Regions from separate parts of the Mus musculus genome. Here region 2 is linked to region 1. The links are chromatin contacts, found by POLR2A ChIA-PET in ENCODE. All regions are on one chromosome and are shown on one strand. The core of a region is the stretch at or near the end of the contact, and the rest is flanking DNA. Distances in the headings are between cores, read along the strand shown.

Region 1 (6,362 bases), core at 2,700-5,199:
GCTCCAGGTCTCTCTTCCTCCCTCAGGCACTGTGGAGCTAGGAGCCTGCTCATGGCTGCCCCCTGGATGGCAGGTCTGCTGCTGGAGTGAGCTACTGTATAATCTTACCTGTTCTCGTGGTCTCACATCTAGGCTCTGCTCTCTAAAGACGAGCGGTGATATATAGGTCCTTTTTGTTGGCTTCTTTTCTTTTTTTTGTGCTGGAGATTGAACCCAGTAGATTACTTTCAAATAAAGTAATCTGCTGATCCATATCCCTAGCTCAATAGATTCTTTTTCACAACTCAGCTTTATGGTTTTCACCAAAACTCAACAGCTCCCACCTCGACTCATGCTTTGATCTGGGCCAGCAAAGCTACTTTGAGAGTAACTACTGGAAAGCTGACCTCATGATTTTGTGAGTCAGTGCACCCTTATCCAGCAGAGGTAAATTTGAGAAATCCATCTGTAGGGGCCAGAGGGCCAGGGTTTGAGTCCCTTGCATCCGCTTGGTAGCTCACAAATGTCCGTAACTCCAGTTCTAGGGGGTCCAGTGCCCTCTTTGGCTTTGGAGGACACCAGGCACATAGACATACACATACACAAAACTTGTCTTTTAAAAATCCACTGTAAAATCCAGTGGGCAGACCATGTTTGCCTGCTGTCGGCATTGCTGTACCAGTGTGTGTCCTGCCCTCCTAGGTTCTGGCAGAGACTGTGGTAGGGCTATGGCCTAGTCAGTGTACTAGGGCCAGACAGTGCTCTGTTCAGAGCAGAGAGCCGCTTTCCTTTCCCTATTGGCTTTCAGGAGTAAAGCTATCAGATGAGCAAAGATAATTTCCTGAAGTCAAAGTGAGCAGCCTGCATACATAAAGTTCCTGCAATCTTGATCTGGGTACCAACTCAGGGTTGACTCCCAAGGACCTAAGATGTTTTTGGTGTTCAGATAGTAGAGATTGGGAGTGGGGGTGGGGGTTATAGTCTGTTCATAGTCTTGTCTGTACACCTTCACCTGGTCCAGAAATACAGTAGTAGGTGTATTTCTGAAAGGTGAGGGAGTGCCACTGTGCTCCTATGGCCTGCTCTTCTTGGCAGCCTCCAGCATACCTCTTAGTAGACTGGCAAGATTGCTGGAGGCCCCAGCATTTTCAAGGCGGCGTCCCCAGCCTCATGCTTCTAACGGATGCTTCTGAGCTTATTGGGTGGGGTGGGGCAGCGGGGTGTGCATTTGTCATGGGTAGTGGGCACTCATGTGGTTTTGGATTTCCAGGCCAGAAACCTGTTGGAGATGCCTGTGCCAGGTGGGCTGCCATCGAGAACGTTTTGTCTCAGCTTTGCTGGCAGAGAAGTGGGAAGAGTCCAATTTTGCTGGTGCATCTGGCCCAGAGAAAGCTTGTTTAGGGCTTTGCTTGCTTCAGCACAGTGCAGGTCATCTCTGGAGCTTTGTTCTAATCACCCAGGCAGGGAGGGCTGCCTGAAGAGTGTAGGTGTGGGCCCAAGTCCATCATCTGTCTAGTGGGCATTGCTGCTCGGTGAGCTACCTGTGTGTCCAGGACCACGCTCTGTGTTTGGGGGACCATGGCAAAGGGCTTCCTTCCTTCCTTCCTTTTTTTTTAAGATTATTTATTTCATGTATATGAGTACACTGTAGCTATTTTCAGACATACCAGAAGAGGACATCAAGTTCCATTACAGATGGTTGTGAGCCACCATGTGGTTGCTGGGAATTGAACTCAGGACCTCTGGAAGAGCAGTCAGTGCTCTTAACCACTGAGTCACTCTCCATCCCCCAAGGGGCTTCCTTCCTAAAGGGTTGTCCGTTGGAGTCTGCTAGAAGACCTCTGCAGCCTGTCTACAACCTCTGCTAATCAGTAGGAAGTGGTATTTCACACCCTCTCTTCTCGCCTTTCTGTCTGCTTCCCAAGCCTGTCACCCAAGCTGTGATCAGGCTGTGGAGATGGCATCAGAGGCTCTCATCGTGAGTGGCCGTGGCCTTTGCATAGAGGTTGGTTGGACCCAGCCTGTTGGTGCTTTTACTGGGACAAAGGCCTGAGTTCTCTCAGTCAAATCATCAGGTCCCTCAGGATCTGTGGCCTTATCCCCAGGCCACTCTAAGGCCTTCCCACCTCTAGCTTTGAACTGGAGCCCCATATTTCACATGCTTTGCAAAATCCTTTGTGCCGTGGCTTCCTGAAGTCTAGATGGGGTTGAGAGGTGACGCTGGAGTTTCAGTGTCTGCTCAGGGTGAGCCAGTCGCCTTGCCTACACAGTAAGCCGTCCTCAGGTCTGCTGTGCAATTTTCTCCAGAGCACATTCGCAGGGGGCTGCCTGTCAGAGTGCTGACTTGGGTAGGCATGTTTGCCTGCCTTGACATTTGCTTCTCAGCTCCAGAGAACCCAGTGGACCTGGAGATGAGCTCCCTCAGGGAGGCACTCAGCCAGTTATGGCCTTGTGACAGTTCCTCCAGGGAGGTACACTCTCTGAGCCCAGCCATGAGTCAGTTGTAGTAGCTGCCTGCACCCTTCCTCCTGTACTTCCTGTCTGGCTGATGTCACCACTGTGCTAGTAGTCTCAAGCCTCACAGCCTTTTATGGACAAGAATCAGCCATTGCTCCTCTGACAGGAAGTGAGCCATAGTGTGTCTGCTCCCCTCCCCCAGTGTGTAGGACTCCAAATGCCTGGGATGAAACACCTGCCCAGGCCTCAGGTGGTCTTCTGAGTTGGCTAGAAACCTGTCCACTCAGGGTGGCCACATCAGCTCTGATGTCATTCTGTGGACCCAGCCTTGGGGCTTCTGGGTTTAAATATATATAGTCAGGGGCAGCAAGAGCTTGACTGCTGAGTGTTTAACTCATGCAAGCCTTATTTATTTATTTATTTATTTATTTTGCGGTTCTGGAAGGTTCTGCTAGGAGCTTGGTGATGTAGTGTGGGGGTGGCTAAGGAAAGAGTTCTGAGTAGGCCTCAGGCATTTATTGCCACAGGTCTTCAGAACAGACCCTGCTCATTCCAGAGGTCAAGGGCAGGGCTAATGACTTCCTTTCTAACTGCTCTGGGTGTATGGACCAATAGTAGTCAAACTGCTCTCTGCCAGCCAATGTCCCCTGCTCCAGGGCTTTGTCAAGATTCTGACTGAGGAAAGGCTGTGGCTGTTGAGAGTTCTAGAGACCATGGCTGAGACTCACAGCCCTATCTCAGCCCACATCCTCTGAGATGGGGTCCTGGTGGTTCAGAGCCTGTGTCTGAATAAGGTTATGCTGGTGGCTGTTACCTTCCAGGTCCCAGGGTAGAAAAAAGACAAAAGGGCATTTCAGATAAACTGTTAGACCGCATAGGACCAAGTATGGACTTGGGCAGAAATAAATGGCTTCCGGAGGCCTGTGAGTGTACTCAGCCACAGAGATGACAGTGTGAGGCAAGGTTATTGAGTGCTGGGTGCGCACGCATGTGCGTGTTTGTATATGTGTGTGTGTTTGTCCCCATGTGTGTGTCCATGTCCCTAACTGAACACATAGGATGGCAGGCAGCAGAATGAGCTGGCTTAGGCCTACCACTTGCTGGGACTTCCTTATCTGTAAGGGATGCCCTGAGCTCAGGAGCAGATTTCAAACATAGTGCTGTGAAAGAGTCACCCGCCTTTCCTGAGTGCTGAGGGTGTCCTTTGGCCACCCAGGAGGTCAGGTGTCAGACTGCAACTTCCAGAAAGTGTTGGAAGGCTCTTGAGGCTTTAGAGGCTGTGTGAGTCACTCTAAGCAGGTGGCTTCTCCGTGCTCAGTGTTGGGGGCCTTACTCAGGTGGAGGAGGAGGCCTCTTGGTAGGGCATCTCTGAAAGCAGTGGCTCAGCAGGGTCTGAGGAAGCAGGTTGGGATTCCTCCGAGCCTGTGTTTGGGCTGCAATGGCAGCGGAGAGGTCAGGTCAAGGGGCAGAGCTAAGGGTCCTAGGTAGGCAGAGGTCTCATGAGTCTGGCTCCGAGCTTTAAGCTTTTGGAGCACATGCAGGCCTGTATGTGTGTGTACATAAGTATATAGCATGCTGTGGATCTATTTACACACAGGAGTCTGTGTAGGTGCTGCTTTGTGCACTGAGTTCCTGCTTGATGTCTGTGCACATATTCTTGTGCACCAGGGCACACACTCTGTGCGTCTGCCTACATGTCTCTGCTTTTGTGCATGTGTGTCCGTGTGGGTTGGCTACCCTGCTTCCTGTTCAGTAGTGAATAATTCTCTGACTCCTCCTCACGTAAAGGAATTCCAGTCATCCAGGGCCTGGGCCTGGACAGCCCTGGGAAACAGTGCCTTCTGAAAGGAATGGAGAATGTTTCCTTTTATGGTAGCACCAGGCACTTTCTGCTCGTGCCTCGCCAGCACAGGCAGGTACATTCTTGCCTGCTCCGGAGCGGTGACTAAACATGCCCGCCTGCAGCCACAGCTGGGGCCGACCACAGGGAGCTGCTGGGGGAGGGCAGGGCCTGGGATGACAGAGATGCTTGCTTCAGCTTCGCGGGCCACACTGCTGTTGGGGAAGAAGGGGTGGAACCAGCTCTCCTCTAGCCTGGCCCCAGCCCCTCCTGCCATCTCACCCAGGCTCTGCTCCACTCTGGCTCAGTCCTTGTCTGGCAGCCTTGAAGAATGCATTTTGGGGAGTGGGGGGACAGGGTGAGGGGAAGGAAGGTTGAGTGCCCCCTTCTCGACTTCTGTCTGAGTAGTTCTCAGGGAGGTGGGGTGGTATTGGTGTGAGTGGGATGATGGGGCTCCCATTCCAAGATGGTTTCCTTTTTTCTTGTTTTTTTTTTTGGTTTTGGTTTGTCAGCTTTATGGTTCACCCTGCCTGGCCTTAGTCCACAGCAAATGGTTCTGCTGCGGCTCCCAAGTGCCTGGCTTGGTGGCTATTTCTTGGGAGATTAGAATGAAGGCTGCAGCTGGGGGCAGAGGCAGCTGCTGCCTGTGTGGGAAGTAAGGCTTCCTGTTCCTGCTTCCTGCATGAGTCCTGATAGAATAGGGATGGCTGTGTGTCCTCAGCACTGTGTGCTGCTGAGATTGGGCCGGCTAGAAAGCTCACCTACAGGAGGGCGGGTGATCTGCCCGGTCAGTCTGCCATTGGACGACTAAGTCTATGTCCCAAGGCCATGCACACAGAAAGCTATGAGTCATTCACCCTTGTCACATGGGGTCCTGAGCCTGTGAGAGAGCAGGAGTGCCAGCATGATGGCCAGTGGCCACCAGTGCCCCTGACCGGTTCTCCTGCTCCCTCATCTCCTCCTTGGGTCACGGCTGCTCTGTCATCGAGATGACAGTGGCCTCCTAGTTTACTGTACTCACAGGGTCAGCACCAGGTTTGTTTTGTGTGTTATATTTATCAAAATAATCATGAAGTAGGGTGGATAGCCAGTGTATGCTGTGCTGTGAAGCGTCACCATCAGGTACCTCACTGCGGTTCTGATGTTGCCAAACTGCCGGGGGCTGGGTCCAACTGCTTTAATTAACTGTACGGTTTGAGGTTGGCGTATTTCCTGGAGCTTGACCATCTTAGCTTAGCTTTCAGAGTGCAGGGAACTGTGGTTGTCCCTCCATGCAAAGGAGAACATTCCTATTTCTTCTTGCTGGATTTGTGAAGCTAGGGTGGCTGTTGGAAGTCCCCGCCACTGGTGCAGAGAGCAGGCTGTCCCAGGTGCATGCCGGAAGCTGCCATTCCTCCGTGGCTCCCTCTGTCCTGTCATCACCGTGCCTTACATGAGCCAAGCACCATGTATGTGGATTCACATGTGTCCCTTTACACGTGCTGCCTCACAACACAGAGAAGTGCATGGGGCTCAGAGAAGGCCACCATCTCTGGTCTTAGACTCTGCGAGGCAGTGGCCCACACTGGGACTGTCCCATTGCAAGCTAGGCCTGCCATGCTGCCTGCTCTGATTTCTGGCCCCTTAAACAGTATTCCTTGCGTAAATGTGGTCAGTGTTGCAGGTGCCTGCCATGGACATTTTTTCCTGATATTCACGGGATGGAGTGGGCAGGGCAGGGGTGTGCAGCCAGAGCTGGGGGCAGGCAGCTGCCTGGGGCTCTGCCATTGTAGGTGTCCCTCATCTGAGGCTGTCCACAGTCAGCCCAGGTTGGAGGCCTGGGAGGGTCCTTTCAGAGAAGCATTTAAGTCTTTTGTTCCTTATCTTGGCAACTCTTGGGATGGGAAGGGAGAGGTGTTTTCCTTCTTATCCAAGGTAACCTGGTGTCCTCTTTGTTGCAGACCGGGAAGATCAGTCCATCCTGTGCACGTAAGTGTTTGTGAGAGGGAGAGGGAGGGAGTGTGTGTGTGTGTGCATGTGCGTGCGTGAGTGTACGCATGTGTGTGTATGTGTGTGTGCACGAGTGTGCGTGTGCGAGTGTACCCAT
Region 2 (6,362 bases), core at 2,342-4,841, 84 kb before region 1:
GCCCACCAAATGCTGGGATTAAAGGCCTGTGACACAATGCCCACCATTTTATTTCTTTTTGCATTTTTATATTGCTGATACACGTGTGTATGCGCGTGTGCGAGCATGTATGTGTATGTGTGTGTGTGTGTGTGTGTGTGTGTGTGTGTGTGTGAATGTGCATGCGTGCGTGTGCTCCATGTGTATGTATTCATGCACCTATGGAGTTTCCTGGCCAGGGCTCCTCAGGATGAGGCTGATTTTCAGGACCCTGGGCTAATGATTGGGCATAGTAAATAACAGCAGCCTCGCAGTTTTCCTGGGATGATCTGGCCAGTCTCATTCCCCTGAATTGGACTCTGAGACTTGGCCATAGGCCATTATCATCATTTGCCAGCCAGTTTCCTAGGGAAGTGGTAATGTTGGAATTTTAACCTACACATGCTTAGCTCAGAGCCTTCGAGCTTTTCACCACCCCTGTGGCTCACTGGATGAAGGTGGAGGAAATCCTCACTAGTTCTTCTTTTTTTTTTTTTTTTAAAGGTTTTTTTTGTTTTGTTTTTTTTAAGATTTATTTATTTATTATATGAGTACACTGTAGCTGTCTTCAGACACACCAGAAGAGGGCATCAGATCTCATTATGGATGGTTGTGAGTCACCATGTGGTTGCTGGGATTTGAACTCAGGACCTTTGGAAGAGCAGTCAGTGCTCTTATCCGCTGAGCCATATCTCCAGCCCCCACTAGTTCTTCTTTAACCTTGGTGCCCACAGTGACTCCCCAGCCCTTTCCTCCTGTGTCACCCTGCTGTTCTGGCTTCCAATCTGGTGAGCCCTCTTTCCTTGCCCCCACTGCACCATACTTAGGCATTCTGGGTCAAGTAGAAAAAGCTAAATGGAAGAACTAGAACCAGTATTAAGGCATTTACTTGCTGTGTGACTTTGGACAACTCACTTAACCTTTCTGAGTCTCAATGACTGTAGACTGACTGTATGTGTTGGTTGGAGGAACGGGAGGAGATGTTTGTGGGGCTGCTGTCATGTGTCAAGTTCCTCTGGACTCGAGTCTCTGTGGACACCAAGGTGGGTCTGGCTGACTGGGGAACTGTATCTCTGGAGTGCTGCCTCATGGGAAAGGTGTGGCTAACTGTGCTGTGAGGTTAAGTAACTGCAGCTTTGTGACTGCCAACCGGAGATGAGGCCCAGACAGGCAATGGGGCTGGAAATTATCCGGATCTGACACCAGAGAGGAATTGGTTCCAGGTTGCTATGTTTTTCTAGGCGGAGTCAGGATTCGAACCCAGGTTCTGCATTTTCAGGTCACTCTGGCTCTTGGCTTGTCCCCAGCACTGTCTGGCCTGTTGCAGATTAAAGACACAGACTAGGGAAGGGACTAGGGCTGGGTTAGAAAGAAATTGTGGCTGGAGTTGGGGAGGGGGCAGAAAGTAGCTCAGCTGGTAGAATCCTTGTCTAACCTGCACAGAGCCCTGAGTTAGATACCCCTCCCCCTGCCCCCAGCATTGCCTAAAACTGGGCGTGGTGGTGCTGACTCCCAATCCAACACTCAGGGGTTCAAGTAGGAAAATTAGAAGTTAAAGGTCATCTGGCTATGTATTGAGTTCAAGGCCAACCTCTTTCCATGAGTTCCTAAATGGCCTCCCCTCTCTCTCTCTCTCTCTGTTTCCATTCCCCTTCCCCCTTTGTTTCCACTCCCTTCCTTACTCCCCTTCCCATGCCCTAAATAAACTCTGTTCTACACTATGTAGTCCTATGGCTGGTACCTCAGGGGGAAGGGATGTGTCAGCATGGGCCTGCAGTGGCACACCCCTCCCTCCCACATCAGTCACCATACCTGGCTCCTGGCTCCTGAACATATCCTCCACTCTTTCTTTCTCCTCCTCCTCCTCCTCCTCCTCCTCCTCCTCCTCCTCCTCCTCCTCCTCCTCCTCCTCCTCCTCCTCCTCCTCCTCCTCCTCCTCCTCCTCCTCTTCCTCCTCCTCCTCCTCCTCCTCCTCCTCCTCCTCCTCCTCTTCTTCTTCTTCTTCTTCTTCTTCTTCTTCTTCTTCTTCTTCTTTTTTTGGTTTTTCGAGACAGGGTTTCTCTGTATAGCCCTGGCTGTCCTGTAACTCACTGTAAACCAGGCTGGCCTCAAACTCAGAAATCTGCCTGCCTCTGCCTCCCAAGTGCTTGATTAAAGGCGTGCTCCACCACTGCCCGGAGACTCTTTCTTTTTAATAAAGCACAACATATGGGTTTGCTGCCTTGCCTGGTAAAGAGGCTTTGCAGATGGGAACAAGTGAAGGATGGGAGTGGGGCGGACATTCTAGGGGTGGCCAGCTTCTGCCCAAGCCCTGGAGTTCCTCTTGCCAGTACACTCCCCCAAGTCCTGCATCACATGCTCCAGTGCACTGCTGTCTCTGGTCCTCTACCCGCATGCCTACCGTCTCTGTCTCTGTGACCCACTGGTTCCAAGTCCCTTGACTGATTGATACCTGAGCCCCGGGAAACTGACCTCCAGGGTCTGTATGTGGGAGACTTCTTAGAACAAGGCCATGGCGGATAAAGGGAAGACAGTCTAAGAATAGTCCAGAAGGCCTGGGCCCTTAGATTAGGGCCTGTGTTTCAAGAGTGACTCCAGAGGTTGGAGGCTAGCCCTGCTGACCTTGGCTGTGGGTCAGAGGCAGTAGAGTGCAGGCTCCCCACCTCCCTGCCGCCAGGCAGCTGATCAAACACTGGAGTCAGTACTGCGGCCCTGGCTGCGAGGTTGAGGAAGGCCAGGGAGGAGATGGAAAGACAGAGAAGAAGAACAAAGTTTGGGACGCAGGGTATCAGGGGAAGAGAGTGGATGCAGAGTTTCTGGGAAAGCAGAGTCATCTGACCAGCCCTGTGGTTCCACAGGGCTCTAGGGACTTTGCAGAGGACAAGGCCCTGCCCTCAAGGAGAGCAAACCTCCCCTCCCCACACCAGGGGGACAGGTAAGGACTGACCAGAGTGACCATGGATGGCCTCTCAGCTGCCAACAGAGGCCATGAAGGGGGGGGGGCGTGTGTCTAGTGAAGCCCGAGGCAAGGGACGCAGGAAGAAGAGAGAAGAGACTTAGGAGAGTCAGAGTCCCAGGCTGTCTGCATGCATGAGACCAGCCCAGAGCCGGGGAAACCAGACAGAGCTGCTGCCCTCCCTCCTAGGTATCCATGCACCCCCACCCCCACCCCACCCCACCACCCCACCCCCGCTACTGGTTGACTTTCTTGGTTCCTCCCCTACGGAGAGTCAGACCCAGAAAACCTACCCAGTTCCCCAGACCCCCTGGTGCCCTGGGACCTCTCCAGGCTGCGGTTTTAGTAAACAATTTGGCTCCTTCTGGAGCCTGGGAGAAGAGGCTTCGGCCCCTTCCTTCTTAGTGGGGCTAAGAAATTCTTCGCATTCCCAGTGAAGAGGGCTGGGCTTTTCTTCCTGGTCAGCACCAGCAAGACCCACAGGAGCCGTGTGAAGAAGGAACTTGACACCCCTCCCAGGCTCTCAACGCCCTCCCTGCTGTTGGTCAGTCGCCCCTCAGAACTGCACAGGGCAACCCCGGGCCTGCCAGAAGAGGTCTGACCCCATCGAGCCCTGGGAGTTGGGAGCTGGAGGAGGAAGAGGGGGAGGGGGGTCATCCACAGAACAGGCCTGGCCGGATGCCGGCTATCCTCCTCCAAATGTCCAGGCTAGTCTGGCATTAAGGGGGTATTCCATCCTTATACGAGTGGGAGAGTGAAGGCAGCGTCAGGGAGTGTGATAGAGGGTCACTTATGCTGTGACCTCAGGAAAGGGAGCCTGGAGCTCAAGCACAGGGTGGGGCACTTCGTTAGCCAGCCACACCAGCATATATCCTCACACAGCCTTGTGATTGTGACTGCATAAATCACAGGTGAAATCAGAGAGGGTAACTAACTTATGCAAGGACACACAGCAGATAAGTGCAAAGCTGCGTTCGGACACCAGAATGTCTGAATTTAAGCAGGAGGTTCGGTACCCCTGGGGAAGGGGAAGGGAAAAGTACCAGCCTGGCTAGATCAGTGAGACAAGGAGGCTCAGGGCTGTGGCTTAGATGGGAGGGGAGGGGAGGCCACAGGAAGCTAGGCAGCCAGGCAGGTCTGCAGGGCCAGGCCAGGTGGACTCCAAGAGGACACAGTGACGAGTGTCCCTTGTCGAGTGTCTGGTTTTCAGAGCTTCTGTGCTTTGGAAAGGTGGTTTACTAGTGGGAGGCTGACTGAAAAGATAAGCCAACTTCTAAAACCCTTCTGTAAGGTTTCAGGATGGCCCTGTAATCAGAAAGGGGTCAGTGGGTACTCAGATCTCTGCAGTGAGATGCACAGCAGCTTGCTCTGGGCAAGGATAGGGAGAGCAGGCATACTGGGGCAGAGTCTGGGAGTCTTGGTTCTACCTAAGGGCCTTAAACTCGGCTCTGCAAGCAGTAAGACTCTGGGCAGCTCACAGGACCACCCTGAGCCTCCAGGAACCATATGCAGAGAGTGTTAGGGAGTCACCCTGACTCCACAATTTAGCCCTCACTTGCTGACTCATGCCAATGACCCAGAGCCACGCCTTATTAAAGCCTGTTACGGGGACTTTTTTTTTTTTTTTTTACAATCTGCGGAACATAATCACACAGTTAATGTTATTTGATCCTTACACAAACCAAGAAGCCAACGGGGCATGAGTCATCTTCTAGATGAAGAGATGAAGAAACAGAGGTTCTGAGTGGAGCTGTGGTGGTCTGATAAGCTTGTCTCAGGGTGTAGCATTATTAGGAGGTGTGGCCTTGTTGGAGGAAGTTGGGCTTTGAGACCCTCCTCCAAGCTACCTGAAAACAGCCTTCTGGAAGCCTTTGGAAGAAGATGTAGAAGTCTCAGCTCCTCCAGCGTCATACCTGCCATGATGCTGCCATGCTTCCCACCATGATGATAATGAAAACCCTAAGACACCAGGATTCTCTTGTCACCAGGGAGCAACAAGGCTCCCACCCTGGTCATTAGGCTCCCTTCTCAGGCTCCTCTCCCTCTCACACCAAGGGTGTGTTTTCTAGTGTCAATCGGCACTACGCAGCTCGCTGTGTGACCCAGAATTCTGGTTAAAATCCAAATAACAATAAAAGATAACAAGAAGAGGCTGGAGAGATGGCTCAGGGGTTAAAAGCACTGACTGCTCTTCCAGAGGTCCTGAGTTCAATTCCCGGGAACCACATGGTGGCTCACAACCTTCTGTAATGGGATCGGATATCTTCTTCTTGCGTACAGGTGTACCTGCAGATAGAGCATGTAGTCTCTCTCTCTCTCTTTCTCTCTCTCTCTCTCTCTCTCTCTCTCTCTCTCACACACACACACACACACACACACATACACTAAATCTTTTAAAAAGATAAGAATTATAAAAAGACAGTGATGCAGCCTGTAATTCTAGCACTTGAGAAGCTGAGGCAGGAGGATCTCAAGTGTTTCATTATGATAACTATTTTTATCTTATGTTATGTGCTCGAGTGTTTGTTTCACTTGCATGATGCCTGTGCACCACATGTGTGCCTGTCTGGTACCCACAGAAACCGGAAGGAAGCATCCCCTAAGCAGCTCTAGCCCAGTGGTTCTCAGCCTTCCTACGGCCCTGACCCATTAATACAGTTCCTCCTGCTGTGGTGACCCCCACCATGAACTTACTCTGTTGCTACTTCGTAAGTGTAACTTTGCTACCGTCATAAGTTGTGATGTAAATATTTGATCTGCAGGATATCTGATAGGAGACCCCCTGTGATAGGTTCGTTCCACCTACAGGATGAGAGCCATTGCTTTAGAGTTACAGACAGTAGTGAGCTATGGTTTGGGTTCTGGGACTCAAACCTGGGTCCTCTGGTAGAGTTTTCTCTCCAGTCTGTGGATCACTACATACTGACTTCAAGACAGTACAACCCTTGTCTCAAAAAGCTAAGTGGAGCTGGGCCTGTAGCTCAGTGGCTTGCCTCACGTGTGTAAGGATTTGGGTTCAATCCCCAGCACTTCCAAGAAGATAACTATAATAATTATAAGAGAACTAACTAGACCCAGAGGCCCACCCACCGTGTGGCCCACTTCCAGCAGGAGCATGTGCGATTATATTGTGGAGAGGCAGGAGAGACAGTGAAGTGGAGCAGTTGGAGCACTATGAAGAGAGGAAGAACTGGAAACACAAAGGTGGTAAGGAACCGGCTTAATGTGAGTAGCCTGCGATGCCACCTGAGGCCGTGAAGTCAAACCCCATGCTGACACTGAGGTGCCATGTCTGGGCCTGTGGCCAGGCAGCAGCCGGGGTTTACGTTGACGTCTATGGCCCATGTTACCACCAAAGACCAGATGGACGTTCCTGGCCTGGGCTGCC

Evidence for each region. ChIA-PET counts read pairs that join two places held with the same protein, here RNA polymerase II (POLR2A).
Region 2: POLR2A ChIA-PET joins it to region 1 with 42 read pairs in Patski. The contact joins two enhancer-like sites. POLR2A ChIA-PET finds 5 or more read pairs at or near these places in 4 of 5 experiments (Patski and embryonic stem cell).

What each region holds. Positions count from the first base shown.
Region 1 is chr15:77,796,883-77,803,244 of GRCm38, reverse strand. It overlaps Myh9 (myosin, heavy polypeptide 9, non-muscle), which reads left to right. Exons shown (of 41, transcript NM_022410.3): 4 at 6,217-6,244. Among named protein-coding and RNA genes, the nearest start is that of Myh9, 42 kb to the left of the region's middle. RefSeq lists an enhancer at 1,946-5,485. Within about 2 kb of position 3,949, at least 3 of the 3 ENCODE cell types and tissues checked have a DNase peak (open chromatin) inside an H3K27ac peak, as active enhancers do.
Region 2 is chr15:77,880,128-77,886,489 of GRCm38, reverse strand. No RefSeq gene overlaps it. Among named protein-coding and RNA genes, the nearest start is that of Myh9, 41 kb to the right of the region's middle. Within about 2 kb of position 3,591, at least 2 of the 3 ENCODE cell types and tissues checked have a DNase peak (open chromatin) inside an H3K27ac peak, as active enhancers do.